2 separate regions of the Homo sapiens genome follow, and region 1 is linked to region 2. Evidence: chromatin loops called from intact Hi-C (ENCODE). Cell type or tissue: dorsolateral prefrontal cortex. All regions are shown on one strand. Links, peaks and the distances in the headings refer to the core of each region. The heading gives the core; the rest is flanking DNA. Region 1 has its middle 83 kb from the start of LINC02533. Region 2 holds the start of KU-MEL-3 (a long non-coding RNA gene).

Region 1 (8,328 bases), core at 142-8,141, 200 kb after region 2:
TCATTTAGTTTTTGTCATTGGTTCTGTTTATGTGATGGATTACGTTTACTGATTTGTGTGTGTTGAACCAGCCTTGCATCCCGGGGATGAAGCCAATTTAATTATGGGGGATACGTTTTTTGATGTGCTACTGGATTCAGCTTGCCAGTATTTTATTGAGGATTTTCACATTGATGTTCATCAGGGATACTGGCCTGAAGTTTTCTTTTTTTGTTGTGTTTCTGCCTGATTTTGGTATCAGGATGATACTGGTTTCATAAAATGAGTTAGGGAGGAGTCCCTCCTTTTCAATTGTTCGGAATAGTTTCAGAAGGAATGGTACCAGCTCCTCTTTGTACCTGTGGTAGAATTTGGCTGTGGATCTGTCTGGTTCTGGGCTTTTTTGTTGTTGTTGTTGGTAGGCTATTAATTACTGCCTCAATTTCAGAACTTGTTATTGGTGTATTCAGTGATTCAACTTCTTCCTGGTTTAGTCTTGGAAGGGTGTATGTGTCCAGGAAATTATCAATTTTTTCTAGATTTTCTAGTTTATTTGCATAGAAGTGTTTATAGTATTTACTGATGGTAGTTTATATTTCTGTGGGGTCAGTGGTGATATCTCCTTTATCATTTTTTATTGTGTCTATTTGATTCTTCTCTCTTTTCTTCTTTATTAGTCTAGATATTGGTCTACTTATTTTGTTAATTTTATCAGAAAATCAGCTCCTGGATTTATTGATTTTTTGGAGGTGTTTTTGTGTCTCTATTTGCTTCAGTTCTGCTCTGATCTTAGTTATTTCTTGTCTTCCGCTAGCTTTTGGATTAGTTTGCTCTTGCCTCTCTAGCTCTTTTAATTGTGATGTTAGGGTGTCAATTTGAGATCTTTCTAGCTTTCTAACATGGGCATTTAGTGCTATAAATTTCCCTCTTAACACTGCTTTAGCTGTGTTCCAGAGATTGTAGTATGTTGTCTCTTCGTTCTCATTGGTTTCAAAGAACTTCTTGATTTCTGCCTTAATTTCATTATTTACCCAGTAGTCATTCAGGAGCAGGTTGTTCAATTTCCATGTAATTGTGTGGTTTTGAGTGAGTTTCTTAATCCTGTGTCCTCATTTGATTGCACCGTGGTCTGAGAGACTGTTCATTATGATTGCAGGGCTTTTGCATTTGCTGAGGAGTGGTTTTTCTTTTCTTTTCTTTTCTTTTTTTTTTTTTTTTGAGATGGAGTCTTGCTCAAGGAGTGTTTTACTTCCAATTATGTGGTTGATTTTAGAATAAGTGCCATGTGGCACTGAGAAGAATGTATATTCTGTTGATTTGGGGTGGAGAGTTCTGCAGATGTCTATTAGGTCTGCTTGGTCCAGAACTGAGTTCAAGTCCTGGATATCCTTGTTAATTTTCTGTCTCATTCTGTCTAATATTGACAGTGGGGTGTTAATGTCTCCCACTATTATTGTGTGGGAGTCTAAGACTTTTTGTAGGTCTCTAAGCACTGGTTTTATGAATCTGGGTGCTCCTGTATTGGGTGCATATATATTTAGAATAGTTGGCTCTTCTTGTTGAATTGTTTCCTTTACCATTATGTAATGCCCTTCTTTGTCTTTTCTGATCTTTGTTGGTTTAAAGTCTGTTTTGTCAGAGACTAGGATTGCAACCCCTGCTTTATTTTGCTTTCATTTACTTGGTATGCTTTCACTTCCCTTTTTTGCTTTCATTCGCTTTCATTTCCCTTTATTTTGAGCCTATGTGTGTTTTTGCATGTGAGATAGATCTCCTGAATACAGCACACCAATGGATCTTGACTCATCCAATTTGCCAGTCTGTGTCTTTTAAATGGGGCATTTAGCTCATTTACATTTAAGGTTAGTATTGTTATGTGTGAATTTGATCCAGTCATCATGATGCTAGCTGGTTATTTTGCATACTAGTTGATGCAGTTTCTTCATAGTGTCATTGGTCTTTATTTTTTTGGTGTGTTTTTGCAGTGGCTGGTACTGGTTTTTCCTTTCCATATTTAGTGCTGCTTTCAGGAGCTCTCACAAGGCACGCCTGGTGGCAATGAAATTCCTCAGCATTTGCTTGTCTAGAAAGGATTTTATTTCTCCTTCACTTATGAGGCTTAGTTTGGCTGGATATGAAATTCTGGGTTGAAAATTCTTTTCGTTAATGATGTTGAATTTTGGCTCCCACTCTCTTCTGGCTTGCAGAGTTTCTGTTGAGAAGTTTGCTGTTAGTCTGATGGGCTTCCCTTTGTAGGAGATCTGTCCTTTCTCTCTGGCTGCCCTTAACATTTTTTCCTTCATTTTGACCTTGGACAATCTGATGATTATGTGTCTTGGAATTGGTCTTCTCATGGAGTATCTTTGTGGTGTTCTCTGTATTTCCTGAATTTGCATGTTGGCTTGTCTTGCTAGGTTGGGGAAGTTCTCCTGGATAATATCCTGAAGTATGTTTTCCAGCTTGTTTCCATTCTCCCCATCTCCTTCAGGTACTCCAGTCAATCATAGGTTCAGTCTTTTTACAAAGTCCCATATTTCTTGGAGGCTTTGTTCATTCCTTTGCATTCTTTTCTCTGTAATCTTGTCTGCATGTCTTCTTTCAGCAAGGTGGTCTTCAAACTCTGATATCCTTTCTTCCCCTTGGTTGATTTGGCTATTGATACTTGTGTATGTCTCACAAAGTTCTCGTGCTGTGTTTTTCAGCTCAATCAGGTAATTTATCTTCCTCTCTAAACTGATTATTCTAGTTAGCAGCTCTTCTGACCTTTTATCAAGGTTCTTAGCTTCTTTGCATTGGGTTAGATCATGCTTCTTTAGCTCAGCAGAGTTTTTTGTTGCCCATCTCCTGCAGCCTACTTCTGTCAATTCATCCATCTCATCCTCTGTCCAGTTCTGTACCCTTGCTGGAGAGGAGTTGCAATCATTTAAGAGAAGAGGCACCCTGGCCTTTTGGGTTTTTCAGTGTTTTTTCATTGATTCTTTCTCATCTGCATATTTGTCTAGTTTTGCTCTTTGAGGATGCTGATCTTTGGATGGGGTTTTTGTGGGGACTTTTTGTTGTTGATGATGTTGTTGCTTTCTGTTTGTTTGTTTTTCTTTCAATAGTCAGATCCCTCTTCTAAAGGGCTGCTGCTGTTTGCTGGGGGTTCACTTCAGACCCTACTCATCTGGTTCGCTCCCATGCCTACAGATATCACTCAAGGAGGCTGGAGAACAGCAAAGATGAGTCCCTGCTTCTTCTTCTGGGACCTCTCACCTTGAGGGGCACTAACCTGATGCCAGTAGTATCACTCCTGTATAGGCTCTCTGACAACCCCTGTTGGAGGGTCTCACCCAGTTGGGTGGCACAGGGAACAGGACTGGTTTAATGAAGCATTTTGACTGTCCCTTGGTGGAGGGAGTGTGCTTCGCTTTGGGGAAACCCATTCATCTGGGCTGTCCAGATTCCTCAGAACTACCAGGAGGAAAGGCTAAATCTTCCTTTCCTCCTGGTAATGGAGGTGCGGCCACCCCTCCCATTAGGGGCTCAGGCCCAGGGAGATCTCGGTTCTGTCCCTGAGCCTCTGGCTGCAGTTGTTGGAGTTCCTGCAGGGAAGCCCTGCCCAGTGAGGAAGGATGTGTCAGTGTCAGGCCTGAAGAGGCGCTCTGGCCACAGTCTGCCACAGCTGGTATGTTGGGCTGTGGGGGACACCTCTTGGGGACCAAGCCGTGGTGCCTCCCTGACTCCAGCAGGAGAAAAGTGCGGCCTGACTATAGAAATGGCTTCTGCCCTTCCCCCGCTCAGGGAGCTTAGTGTGTTAGGCAGTTATGAGTCCCAGTGCTGGCTGCTGCCTCTACCCCAAGGAGCTCAAATGGCTTAGGCAGCAGGCAGCTGCAGCTGTGGTGTTGGTCACCCCTCCCCCCGGAAGCTTGGCAGGCTTAAGCAGATTCCAGTGAGGGGCTGTTGAGAATGTGCGCGGCTCCAAGTTTGGGACCCTAGGCCCCGGTGGCATGGGTTTGCCAGTGGGATCTTCCAATCCGTAGGTTGCACAGTTCTGTGTAAAAAGCACGGTTTCCCCGGCTGGGTAGCACGCTCACTCACCGCCTCCCTTTGCTGGGGGTGGAACTCCCCTGCCCCGTGTGGCTCTTAGGTGGCTGCCACACTCCACTGCTCTTCCTTCCTTATCATGGATCACATCAGGTGCCTAAGTCAGTCCTGATGAGAGAACCTGGGTAGCTTGGTTGCCCATGAAGGATTTACGCACCAATTATGGTTCTTTTTCATAGGAGCCTTTGATTGCCGCTGTTTCTAGTCGGCTATCTTGGCTCCACCTAGAGTGTAGTCTTTAGAGTAACTGAGACAGGTTTGGTTAAGGCTTGTCCACTCTGCCTGATAAAATATATATAATTAAATTATGTATACATCATATTGGTGCATTGTATGTCTTTCATTATAACCCATAATACAGTCAGATTTGTAGTGTTTACTATTCTTTCTTATAGGTCGTAATCTAATAGAAGAAAGGAATTACATTTCTTTTCTTAATTAATAAATAATTGATTTTTTGAGATGGGGTCTCACTATCTTGCCCAGGCTGGTCTTGAACTCCTGGGCTCAAGTGATTCTCCTGCCTCGGCCTCCCAATTAGCTGGGTCTACAGGTATGAAACACCATGCCTGGCTACATCTATTTATTGTTTGCATTAGGTTCAATATATTGCATTATATCTATAAGCTGCTTGGTAGTTCTGTGAAACCCTTGAAATTATAAGCAAAATTTTATGTCTGTATGTGTGAATACAATTTTCTGGAAAAGGGGTCCATCACTTTCTTTAATTTCTCAGGGAATTTCAAGAAGCCATACAAAGGAATAACCATTGGCCAAAGATCTCACAGAGTCTGTTTATTAAGTAAAAATCTGTTTGTAAGGCACATCAGTTGTAGTACTCGTGCACTAATTTGTAGGTTTTAAGATTTGGATTTTTCTGTATTAGTTGTTCTTGAAATGGGGCTTACATACATAGCAATTCCCTGCTGTGGGATGTTTCAGCTTCTTCTTTTTGCTGGCTGGCTGCCCATGGGCCTTTTCAATACTTTCCGCTTCTGCTGGGAGATGGAATGATACAAGGATAGGAGATAACACAAACCAGTGAGGGTAGCTGCATTATAAGCAGCTCCAATAAGAGCTTTCAGGGAGGGAGAGTTGAAACTACTGATCCAAATGAGGCTTGGGGATTATCAGTGGATATCAATTATCCATAACCTTCTGGTCTCCCATGACTATCAATGACTTAAAGTTGGATGTAAGCTTAAATGATTTCTTTTAACTAAATGAAAAGGATCAAGTTCATAAAGACTGGTGAGCCTTGAGAGTTATGCTAAGACTCCATCACCTGGGCTGGGGTTTTGGCTCGGGGAAGAATTTGATTGGCAGGAAGTAGCAGAATTTCATTTTTAATGCTCTGGTCCATTAATAGCATGAAAGCACCACAGGCTATCTTTGGGAGAATGTCCCTAAAAAGCACAGCACTTCTCAAAGGGGGCGGCATGCTGAAATCTCTACAGAAGGGTGGGAAGGAGAAGCATGAGTGTGTGTATGGGATTTGAAAAACTTCCAAGGGACTGTCACGTGCTGCCCTCCTTGTCCCCACCCTCAGCTGAGGACTCACTGGTCTGTGAAGAATGAAATAGTATCTGTGGGACACATTGTGCTTCTTGGCAAGTTCTGTATTTACCATACTGTTGTCCTGCTTGTTGGCATTCAGAAGCAAACTTGACTTAACACAGGATATCCACTATGCATATTCTAACGTTTCAGCTTCCCCCGTTTATGTTTTTTATTCTACATACACCTGCCTTGACTTTGTCATATTCCTGGTACATGGATTCAGATGGAGACAGTCAAACAGCAAAATTTAGTGTATTTATCTCCAATAATGTGTCTCCCTGGAAAGCAGGAGTCATTTATTTGGGAAGACTCCCCCATTTTCTTCATTTTTGTTGATGGCTGAGTAACAAAACCCAGCCACCTCTTCTTCCCCTACGCTGTGGAGCAGCAAGAGAAAAACTTCTGGCAAGTTTTCCAAAAGGTGCCAGCATCTCAATGACCAAAGGCAAGAATGTCGATGTTGTTCAGCTGGGTGTGTGCCTGGAACATTTGCCCCATTGGAAAAGGAGAAGGTTTGCCTCACAATAGAACTCTGTGTTTCCTGTTAACATTCTGGAAAAACAGAAAATAATAGCAACCCGGGCTCCTCGAGTGCAATGCCACCGTGCCATCCATTTTGTGGCCTTTGGTGTTATTTAGCATTTTGGGTGCTCTCTCTATTGCTAGAGTAAGCAGACATAGAAAAATAGAACGATCAAGGGATATGCACACGCACACACACATGCACACAGATGTCTTACAACAGCGACCTTGGGTCTCATGAGCAGCACAAAGCCCAGAGAAGTTAAACAACTGGCCTATAGTCACACAGCCATGGCAGCGATGGTCACACGTGTTTCTAAATGTGTTCCTTCAGTCCTACGCTTCAGCCCTGGGTGTTGCTGCTTTTGGCTCCCTTTACTTTTAATTTTGTTCTGTTCCTAAAAAAGAACCCAAGAAAAAGAATGCTTACACTACGAGGAACAGAATAACAGAATTCTGTGTTTTTTCATCTTGCTCACAGACCTCCAAACCCAGAGGAGAATTCTGAGTGAGTAGCAGGGTGAGAGCTAAGCCCCAGGCCACGTGCACATGACCCCCACCTCCAGCCGAAAGTCATGGTCACATGTCACGCCTCCATGCGGCTGCAGGGCCAGGCATGTACTAAGAGCCCTGCCATGGGCAGTGCCAGGACGGGAGGAGACACACACTGAGGGCAACTGCTCTGGCCACAGGACCGGAGGGACGCATCCGACCTGAGGCACCTTCCTCCTTGGAGATTTCTGCCTCTGCTTAATTACAGCTGGCTTCTCTGAAGTCAATCTGGTCAAGGTCAACTGGCCACTATGGGAAATCAAGCTCAGGGAGGTAAATTTAGAGAGCTGAAGGGACACCCTCACTGCCTGCTCCAGCTATGACTCAGCGGAAATTCTGAAATGAAGAGCCAAATGCTTGTGGAAGAGAGCAGCATAGAGGCGTGTGGGATTGGCAGTGAATGAGTAAACATCAGGAATGGCTGAATGAATGAATGAACAAATGAAAGCACGAGCCCTTTGCATCTGCAGAGCGGCTCTGGGGAAAGTAACTGGAGTTAAGGACTCTCTGCAATGGGTTAGTTGGAGGATGCTTACAGGACGTGTGGAGTCCTTGGGGGAGCCTGGAGGTGACACTTGCTCCCTCCACGTGACACCCATGCAGTTGGGCAAAGCCTCTGAGTTTGACGGAGGAGGAAATCCTAAGTGGATGGACTTGGAGAGGGCCCGTGGCTCCCAGCCACCATATGACATACAGAAACAGGGTCGGCGGGGTGGTCGGCGGCAGCTGGCAGGCGTCTCTGGTTGGAAACGGAGCAGCTACAAATAGGCGGTGACCTTCTGTAGCCATCCTGCTCCCACAGAAGGAGATGCGCTCTGGGAAGAGGCTGCTGGGTGTGTGCCAGTGCTGAGGCCAGGGGGAAGGAACTCAGTCTTCCCATTGCAAGGAGCTCAGCTCCTTTGGGTAGCAGAGGGAAGGGGGACACCTGTCTCCATCTGGGGTGGAGATCCTGGTCTTACATTCTGCCAGAATGAGAGCCTGAAACACACTCAGTGGAGAATCCTGAAGAAGGACATGTCAGACATAACCCCAGGCGGGGCTCCCGCAAAGGTAGGGCGGGACACTGTCACCTGCGACGGCCATGAAGACTATTCCTTTCTGACCAGCTGGACCCAGTTTTTCTGATGTAGATTAAAGGTGGCAGGAAAAAGACAGAGAGGGGTGCCAGGAAACATCTTTGCCTTCTACTAATTCCAGATTCATTTATTATTTCTTTTAATATTCATCTTTTAAGGGGTAAGTGTCCCTTTCAGAAAGTTATGCCAAAGTCTAAATTACTTGAGACGCTGGTTTGCTTTCCTTCAACACTCTGAGATGACACATTGCACTCTGCAAACATTTATTGAGAATTGCTTACGTACAAGGCACCGTGCCAGATCATAAGACCAAACAAAGATTAATATAAGATTCATAACATGGTCATTGCAAGAGCATGGGCTTTGGAGTCAGACTCAAGTTTAAATCTTAATTCTAGCCCTCTGCCTTTACTTGGTGAAGCTCTTCTGTAAAATGGGTATATCAATACCTGCCTAATGAAGCGAGCAATGAGGATTAAATGGAATTCTTATGCAAAACAACTGGTACCGTGACTTCTGTGCTCCAGGCAATTCGTAAATGAAGATTCCCTCC
Region 2 (8,328 bases), core at 95-8,094:
CTGTTGTGTGACCATGATGTCATTGGAGATCAGAAATGTGCATTTAGCTGTTTAAGGTCACATGAGGGCAGAGGCACATGTGAATGTGGGTTCTCTGGGTTGGGTTCTCTCATGCCATGGTGATTACGGTTTGCCCTTCTGGGGAGGAAGCAAACAACTGTCTACACTCTTTGTGGGCAAGAGCTTGCCAGGCTGTGCTTCATGGTCACTAAGGATGCTGGCTGGGAAGGAGCAGGATGGGATGCTTGGGCAGAAGAGGGATACAGCTGAGGAGTTGCAGGTGGGTCATGCAGGTGGGTGGTGGTTTAGTGCTCCCGCCTGAGCTTCATGGGCTCTCTAGCCCAGCTGAGGTCAGGTCGAGTACCCAGCACCCTGTGATAAAAGGAGGGCCTGCTCATTATGGTGACATTTCTTTCCGTGGTAACTGTCTGAGCCTTTTGCTCTGGACTGAAGATAAAAAGCCACCTCTTTGTGGGAGGAGGCCACATAGACAGGCCAGGGCTGGGAGAACAATGGGCAGGTACTCCACTGGGTTCCCAGCAGCAACATTGTAGGAGCAGCCATGTGAAAAACGAGAAAGTGGGTTTTGGCCATGGTTTGGGTTATGGAGGGAGAAAGTGAGGGAAACCTCCAGGTCATGCCAAGATTTCAAAGCAGGAGCGACAGCTCTTTGGCCCAAGTGCAGGCACAGCCCTTGTTGTAATGCTGTCTGCCAGGCAACGGCTACATTCTGGGAAGACAGAGGCAACCCCCAAATCCTTTGAGCTCATCTCTTTTTGACTCACAGATGGATCTCCCCCATGAGCAACACTTTGTGGAGTTTTGGAATGGATTTCGTGTTGCAACAGTGTTTTCTAGCTGGTTGTCTAATTTAAGTGGTGAGTCTGCAGAATGTCCAGGGAGGATTTGAATTCAGATGATAAGGCTGCATGGATTGCAATGCTGACAGATTTATGCACAGCATTGCAGGAAGGTCTCCAAGTCACTGAAAATGTTTCTGAAGGTCACTGCAAACTCTTTGCGTGGGACATAATCTATGAAAGTTTTGAGTTCTCCTTGTTTTCTCTAGAGTAATGATTCTGAAATACTGTTGCTAAGTGGTCAAAGCTACTTTTCTCAGCCCTTTTCTTTCTCCTCTCATTTTCTGTTGGTTCCTTCTGGAAGGAAGGAGAAGCATTTTCTCACTGAAGCAACATCTAAGTTACAATGCCTCATGCTCACCATTGCTCCAGGCCCCAGGGTGCTTTGCAGTTATGCAGTCCTGTCTAAATGAGTGCTCCAGTGGATGACAGAAAATGCTGCTTCAAAGATGTTAACCTGGATGCATAGAAAATTTTCTTGTTTTTTTGTTTTTTTTTTTTTTTTTTTTTTTTGAGACGGAGTCTCGCTCTGTCCCCCAGGCTTGAGTGCAGTGGCATGATCTCGGCTCACTGAATAAGTGTTGACTATAGAAAAAAAGAGAAAATTAGAAATGGTACCTTGACTCTACACTTCTAACAATCGCAGTCTGCTGTATTCTGGTAGTTTCCTGATGCGAAGGACGTTAAGCAACGTGTGTGTGTGTGTGTGTGTGTGTGTGTGTGTGTTTTAAATCTAGGATTGAATACAGACCATCTATTTTGGGTCTGAATGACCCAGTCTGGCAGTGGGTGATCTCATTCCATTGGACAATTTGGTCCAAAAAGCATTTCATTAATTACACTCAGCGCAACAACTTGCCCAGGAATCTGCTTCTGTGCTTGGAGAATAATCCCACTTTATAAACAATCCACTTTATTTAGCACAGGCCTTCAAGAAAACACCAGACACTGACATGATGAATTGCTCTCTTGGGAGCACGGGTGGGTGAGACTGGGGAGGAGGATGGGAAGTGAGAACTTGGTCCGTTTACCGGAAGACAGCAGCACACAGATCTGCTTGCACCCTGTACCTCATTGTCTAGGATAACAGGATTCCACAGCCTTGCCCTGATAGAAGCAACTCGGCAATTAATGGGTTGATGGCCCACAGTCCTTCCAAGGAAAACCCATGTTTGCTTGCTGCAGCCACGTGGACAACAGGCAGGCTCACCACAATGCCTGCAGGCCCTTCCTGGTCTCTCAATTTCACTCCTTCAACAAGCGTTTAGCAGATGCCTCCTCCTTATTACCTTCTGTATTAGGTGCTGGGGATACACTGGGAGAAGGTTCTTGTTCTTAAGGAACTTCTGATCCTACAGCAAGCCAGTGATGAGGGGAGAAGTGGTAGAATGGGGGGGATTCACAGCATGAGCACACAGAGGAGGGATACTCACTATGGGGCAGGGAGTGGAGGCTGGTGCTTAGTCGTCAGCATTCATTCTCTGGAACTCTGTGGACCCGTGCTTCTATATTTGCACATAGTAAGTTCTAATTTAACCATGAATTTTGGAAAAACCGTGATCATAGAGTTTCTTTCTCTGTCTTCCTTTCTCATCTCTTCCTCCTTTCTCTCTCCTTATGAACAGCGGTCTTTTCAAAGTTAGCCCATAGGATTGGGACCAAGCCTGAGATTCCAAACAGTGTTGGAGAGGGTGGAGTGTAGAGAAGCACCTGAGTCTCATGGTGAAGTTAGAGACAGGGACCCCGAGGCCTGGCATGATTGGAAGCAGGGCACAAAGATGAGTGTAGAGCAGAGGCCAGCGGGAGGGTAAGGAGCCTGGAGGTCAGGAGGCCTGCAGAGGGGAGAAGAGCAGAAACAGGGTCGGGAAGTGCCCCAACCCAGCAGTCCCTGCCTCCGCAAACAAGACTTGCTGGACACCAAGGCAGCCTCCTGACCTGACTTGCACACCAGTCACACACTTGCCTCCCAACAGGAATGACTAGACTCCGGAGCTCACCTGAGGCCTGCAGGTAGGAGCTGGAGAAGGATGAGGTCGGGGCGAGGAGTTCGCGGAAGCATTGGCAGGCCTGGACTCTCCTTTGCGCTGTTTCGTGGTTTATTTCCCAGCTCTAAACAAGGACGTCCTGCAAACTTCTGATGGGTTTGGTTTTGTGGTAACTTCTTAGAGAGCTCAGAGCATCAAGGAAGAACATTTCCTCAGGATGCTGAGGCGTGGACTGGCTTTCATCTCAATTTTCTTCAGCTGATTTCCTTCAATGTTGTTTTTCTCTTTTGAACAAAAGAATATGCTGTTTGTTCGGTCACATGGACTTGTGGTTACTCACCCGTGGAAGGAGGCCACCCCTCGAGACTCTGGCAAGAGCAGGGGAAATTCCTTTCAACACCAGCCCCGAGGAATTCTCATGATCCTGGTTTCCATTTTGGTCAAATTAAAGATGAAAGGACTCGATCCAGCACTGAGGAGGACGATAGTTTTGATTCTGAGGGAGACACAGCTAGATGAAAAACCAGGCTAACCTTTTATCTGGTATGAGAGTGGAGAGGCACATCCTGTGACAAATTGAGCATCCATTGTGTGAGGAATTCCTGCTTCAGGCCCCATCTCAGAAATCAAAGCCTTGTAGGTGAGGAGAAACAACCGTGAGGCGGCAGGTTTATTTATTTATTTTCCCACCAAAGTCTTAGATAACTTTACTGGGTGCCTGCCTTCTTTTTGGTTTTGTGTTTGCATAATTTTAGAAATGCCATTAGGAATAGCTGCTTTCCTAGAGAAAGTTTCCAGTTGGTAAAAACAGGACAAGCTGTTTTCGATAATCATGAACCTTTTCATTTGAAGGGTTCTTTTCCATACTCCTGACTCCCACCACCTCTGATATAGGTAATTCCATGAACTTTAGCACTTCTTGATTTGGTATTCTTTAAAAAATTTTAAATTGTGGCAATATACACATAACATAAAATTTAACATCATATCCAATTCTTTTATTTTTAAAAAGATTTATTTATTTATTTGAGATAGGGTGTCGCTCTGTTACCCAGACTGGAGTGGAGTGGTGTGATTACAGCTCACTGTGGCCTCAACCTCCTGGGTTCAAACAATCCTCTCACCTCAGCCTCCTGAGTAGCTGGGGCTACAGGCTCACGTCCCCACACTGTTTAATTTTTTAAATTTTTTGTAGAGATGGGATCTCACTATGTTGCCCAGTCTGGTTTCAAACTCCTGGCCTCAAGCAGTTCTCCTTCCTTGGTCTCTGAAAGTGTGGAGATTATAGGCATGAGCCCCTGTGCCTAACCTCCGGAAGTCTTTCCATCCTCCCGAACTGGAACTCTGTACACGTTAAATCCTAACTCCCCACTTCCCTAGCCCCACTCTGCAGTCCCTGGCATCCCCTTTCTACTCTCAGTCTCTACGAGTTTGACTAATCTAGGACCTTATATAGGTGGAATCAGCAATACTTGTCATTTTGTGACTGGCTTATTTCACTTAGCATAATGTCCTCATAGATTTGGCATTCTTTTACTTTGTCTTTAAAATACTATTTCCTCTTAACATCCAAGGGCTAACTCATTTAAACTTTGGAAAGGTCATCAATAAAATTTAAAAATATTTCCTAAGCCTGGAAATTGTAAAGACAAGTATGGATCTGTGAAACACCCTATTGCTTGCAGCAGAGCGGAACATCTCAGAGGTGAAAAACCAAGTGAAGAAGAGGCTCGTGTTAAGTGGCGCCAGCTGGGAACGTCCTGTACAGTAGGGCGCTGAGCCCTCAGGCCCGCAGCCAGGGGTAGGGGATTCTCTGCAGATGTGCCCTCCTCATGGCTGGTGCCGGTGGTCACGCTGCTCTCCTGGGGCCGTGGCGACAGCTGTCCATGGAGTAGGGCTGGCAGCGGCTCTGGAGGGAGGCATCTGCCCGGGCTGTCACCGGAGTGAAAGAACAGGAGGCAGCTGCGCAGAGGCAATGGCAAGGACAGGAGCAGAGGACACAGAAAAAACACCCTCGATCTCCTTGTGTGCTTTCCCCCAAAGCACAGGCCCCAGCCTGGTCATCGTGCCTCCCCAAAGTCAGGGAATACCCCAGAGGCTGTTCCTCCTCTCCGTGTTCAGGCCTGGCAGTCTGTTCTTGGACAGAGAAGGCTCATGCCAAGGCAGCTGCCCGGCAGTGTCACACGAATGCTGGAACAAGGGGGGCTGGGTGAGGACACCAGACCATTCATCTCACAGACACGGCCTTTAAAAGCTCCTTGAGGTTTTCTTATGTCTCAGTAGCAATGCAAATAATCTCTAAGAACCGTGACACCATCTTTTTCAAAGACATGTAATTTGCTACTGTCAATAACACGGATTTCCCACCCGAAAGAGCCAATGTGTTTTCTCGCTATTTATCAAATCTTTTATACTCTGATGACTAATGGAAAATACAATGGCAATTTGTTACTGTTTTGGCATTGTTTGCTATCAGAAGTGACACTGGAACAAAGGGGTAATAAGTTATGGTTGCATTCAAAGTTTATTCTCTCCTGCGGGAGTATACACACTCACATATCAATAGGAGTTGATAACTATAATGTGTGTAGCCTTTATGAATTATCTGTGTAATAATTTTCACTTTAAAAAAGCATGTTCCCATCCGTCAGTTCATTTCGGCATCACGAGAATGTTTATGATATTGTTTCAGTTGAACAGAACGAGACTTAAAGGAGAAATGGCTTGTCGAAGGCCCTATAGGAAGTCAATTGGGGCTAAAATTAGGTCTCCTGAGTCTTAAACCAGGGCTCTTTCCACTAAACTGTACTTGAGAAGAAGGTGTCAGAACCACAGGAAGCATGGTGAGAGATGTGTTTCTTTCTCCTGCTGACTTCTCCCCAGCCCCAGCCCAGACAATTCTGAAATGTTAGAGTAGTGATTGCTTGAGAACCAAGGGGACTATTTGGCTGAGCTGTTTAAAATTGCCGTTTTTAAAAGATTAAAACAGTCAAATATCAACAATTGCAAATGTTTCAAACTAATTGCTCTCCCCAGATTTATATAAGGTTATATTTCCCGTGTAGCGTCAAATTGGTCTTTTTATTGGTTAATTTGGCTGGTCGCTTTGCTTTCAATTTTGCTGCCCCTTGGTCTGAAACAGCCAGTGACCTCAGATCATTGTTTTAGTGGCTTCTGTAACCAAATCGAGCCAATTATAGAGGCAGCTGGCCAAACCATGCAATTAACCCCAAGCAAGGCAATTCAGGGTCATGTAAGTATGACTCACAAATGACCAGCCTATAAGAATTTTCAACAGGTCTAACCTGCTCTTGGTTACTGCACATTTTGCCTGAAAAAACAATTAGATCATATTCTTTTTCTGTTCATCTGGCATACGTTTGCATGAGTTCTGGTGAGTGGGAGATTTCCAAGGCTGTTACAGGGGGATCATTAGAAAATCAGGAGGGATCTTGGCCGAATGTCAAGAATGAAGGAGCAGCAAGTCAAGCCGCCAAGGAAACACACATTAGAGTCATTCGTTCTCACCACTCGGCGGAAGCTGGTAACTCGCTCCACTGGCCAGGCTTCCCACCATCTGGAGTGGAGTCCGGGTGCTCCTACCAGGGATGGATGAGCTCCAAGTGCAGGCAGCCTGGCACAAGGGCCGCGGCCACCAATGCTGGAAGATAGAGCCTCCTGCTTCCTGCAGACAGCAGAGCAATGAGGATGGCGCTTTGTGCCTTTTCTGGTTACAAGGTGCTATTGTGAATCACTTGATGTTGAGCGTGAAATTACATGGAGCTGTGAAGCCTTTGGTGCTGCCGACTGGGAGGAGCAGTGTTTCCAAGGTGTTTCTCTGTGTCCCTGTTTCTGGCAGCGAGGGCTTCATTTTCACTTTGCGTTCCAAGTGGGGAGAGTTTACAAAAGGGCAGGGCAGAAGAACAGTGGTTCCCACAGAAAGATTACAGATGCATGGGCTAATGTTAGAAAGACAGCAAGGGGCAGCTGCCCACAATCCCGGCAGGAACGTGTCAGACCATGCTGGAGGAAAGCAAAGTCAATGGAGAATGACTTGGTGCAGTGGAAAGTCAGCTCTATGGACCAAAATCCTTCAGCAACCCTGATTTGTAACATTTGCCAATATCTGTGGTGTAAAAAATACTCCCACTGTGGCCAATTTCAAATTGCCAATAGCTTAACAACTGGCTTGCAAAATTTCTGGGTGTTTGATACTCTTCTCTTTAGAGCCTGTGTGAGTTGGCTCCAAAGAGGCACTGAGTGGCTTAAAAACGGAAATCAGGCAAATGTATAAGCAAAGTTAAAGTTTACGTAAGGATATTGGGGTGAGAAGCAAGTGTCTCGGAGTGACCCATCCCCTGCCCTATTTCGTTTGCCTCCCTTTTTTGTAAGTTCTCCAAGGATCAGCACTCCCTTGACCAATCACAAGCATCCCAGTCCCAGGTGACCTAACCCACTCAGGCCCCACCCCTGCAGTCCCTAGAGCTGGTGGTCTTCCTACAGACCCCCTTCTACACTTGCGTGGCATCAGCAACGCGTGCTGCACCTGCAGTGCAGAGGTCTCGGGTTCCAGCAGGCAGGCTGAGCACTGAGGGCAGGTTGCTTGTCTCCTGGAGGGAGCCGTTGAGGAGCTGTCACTTCGCTGGAGCATGTATTGGCCTCAGATTCCTCCCCTAGCGGGCTCCATGCATAATTTTAAAAAGCCAATTGCAGGAGTAGGAATTCAGTTCAATTGTGGGGAAGGTAGAACCCAGCTTTTAGGTAGTGTGGGTTTATAATTCTATAGGATGGGCTTATTCAGAAATAAATTCATGTGACTCTGAGTGAAGAATTGAGTATCTAATAATAAATTTTTCTTCCAGTTATGCAACCATTAGTGCTGTGTTTGTGTTTTGGCCAACACGCTTTTTAAGCTAGGCCTCAGTTTCCTGAGTGCAAAAATGAGTGGCAGAAATGAACTGAGGTCTGAGGCTTCTGTCTGTCCTGGCATGCTGTGGTTCTGGGACGCTAGTGGTGCCAGGGCACCGTTTCCCCACACTTTTCCATAAAGTCTTCAATCCCTTTATACATTTGATTGTTGGTTTTTGTACTCCTGGGACACCTAGTGCTCCACTGAACATCACTATTTAGCTGTGCCACAAACAAGGTATTTTTTGGCTACACAAACTTGGAGTGCACTGTAGGTCAAACTAGCACTTTACTATGAGTTTTCCTTAGAATCTCTGATAGTCCAGGGTACATTGTGTATGTCTGTTTCCAAAAGGGAAACTCAATGCTCATGGATTCCCAAATGTTTTAACTGCAAATCATCTTGTTGTTTTTTTTTTAAATACTGTATTAGTCTCCTAGTGCCACAAATTGGGTGACTCAAAACAACAGAAATTTATTTTTTCACGGTTTTGGAGGCTGGAAGTCTGAAATCGAGGTGTTGGTGGGGCCATGCTGTCTGCAGGTTCTAGGGAGGGGGTCAGCTCCATGCCCTT

Evidence for each region. Peaks named below come from ENCODE experiments on the same cell type or tissue, not always from the same donor. Only the 100,000 strongest peaks of a DNase experiment are listed, where the experiment ranks them.
Region 1: it touches region 2 in a loop (2.9-fold over the local background); 3 of 110 quality-filtered maps call a loop at or near these places.

Annotation. Positions count from the first base shown.
Region 1 is chr6:4,401,316-4,409,643 of GRCh38, reverse strand. No RefSeq gene overlaps it. Among named protein-coding and RNA genes, the nearest start is that of LINC02533, 83 kb to the left of the region's middle. RefSeq lists an enhancer at 6,150-7,023. In dorsolateral prefrontal cortex, for the core only: no CTCF peak of the experiment used is centred there; a DNase peak (open chromatin) is centred at 3,865; H3K27ac peaks cover 2,182 bases.
Region 2 is chr6:4,605,342-4,613,669 of GRCh38, reverse strand. It overlaps KU-MEL-3 (a long non-coding RNA gene), which reads right to left and starts at 3,105. Exons shown (of 2, transcript NR_122107.1): 1 at 2,858-3,105; 2 at 1,751-2,692. In dorsolateral prefrontal cortex, for the core only: no CTCF peak of the experiment used is centred there; DNase peaks (open chromatin) are centred at 3,185, 4,689, 4,999 and 6,449; H3K4me3 peaks cover 2,651 bases; H3K27ac peaks cover 4,016 bases.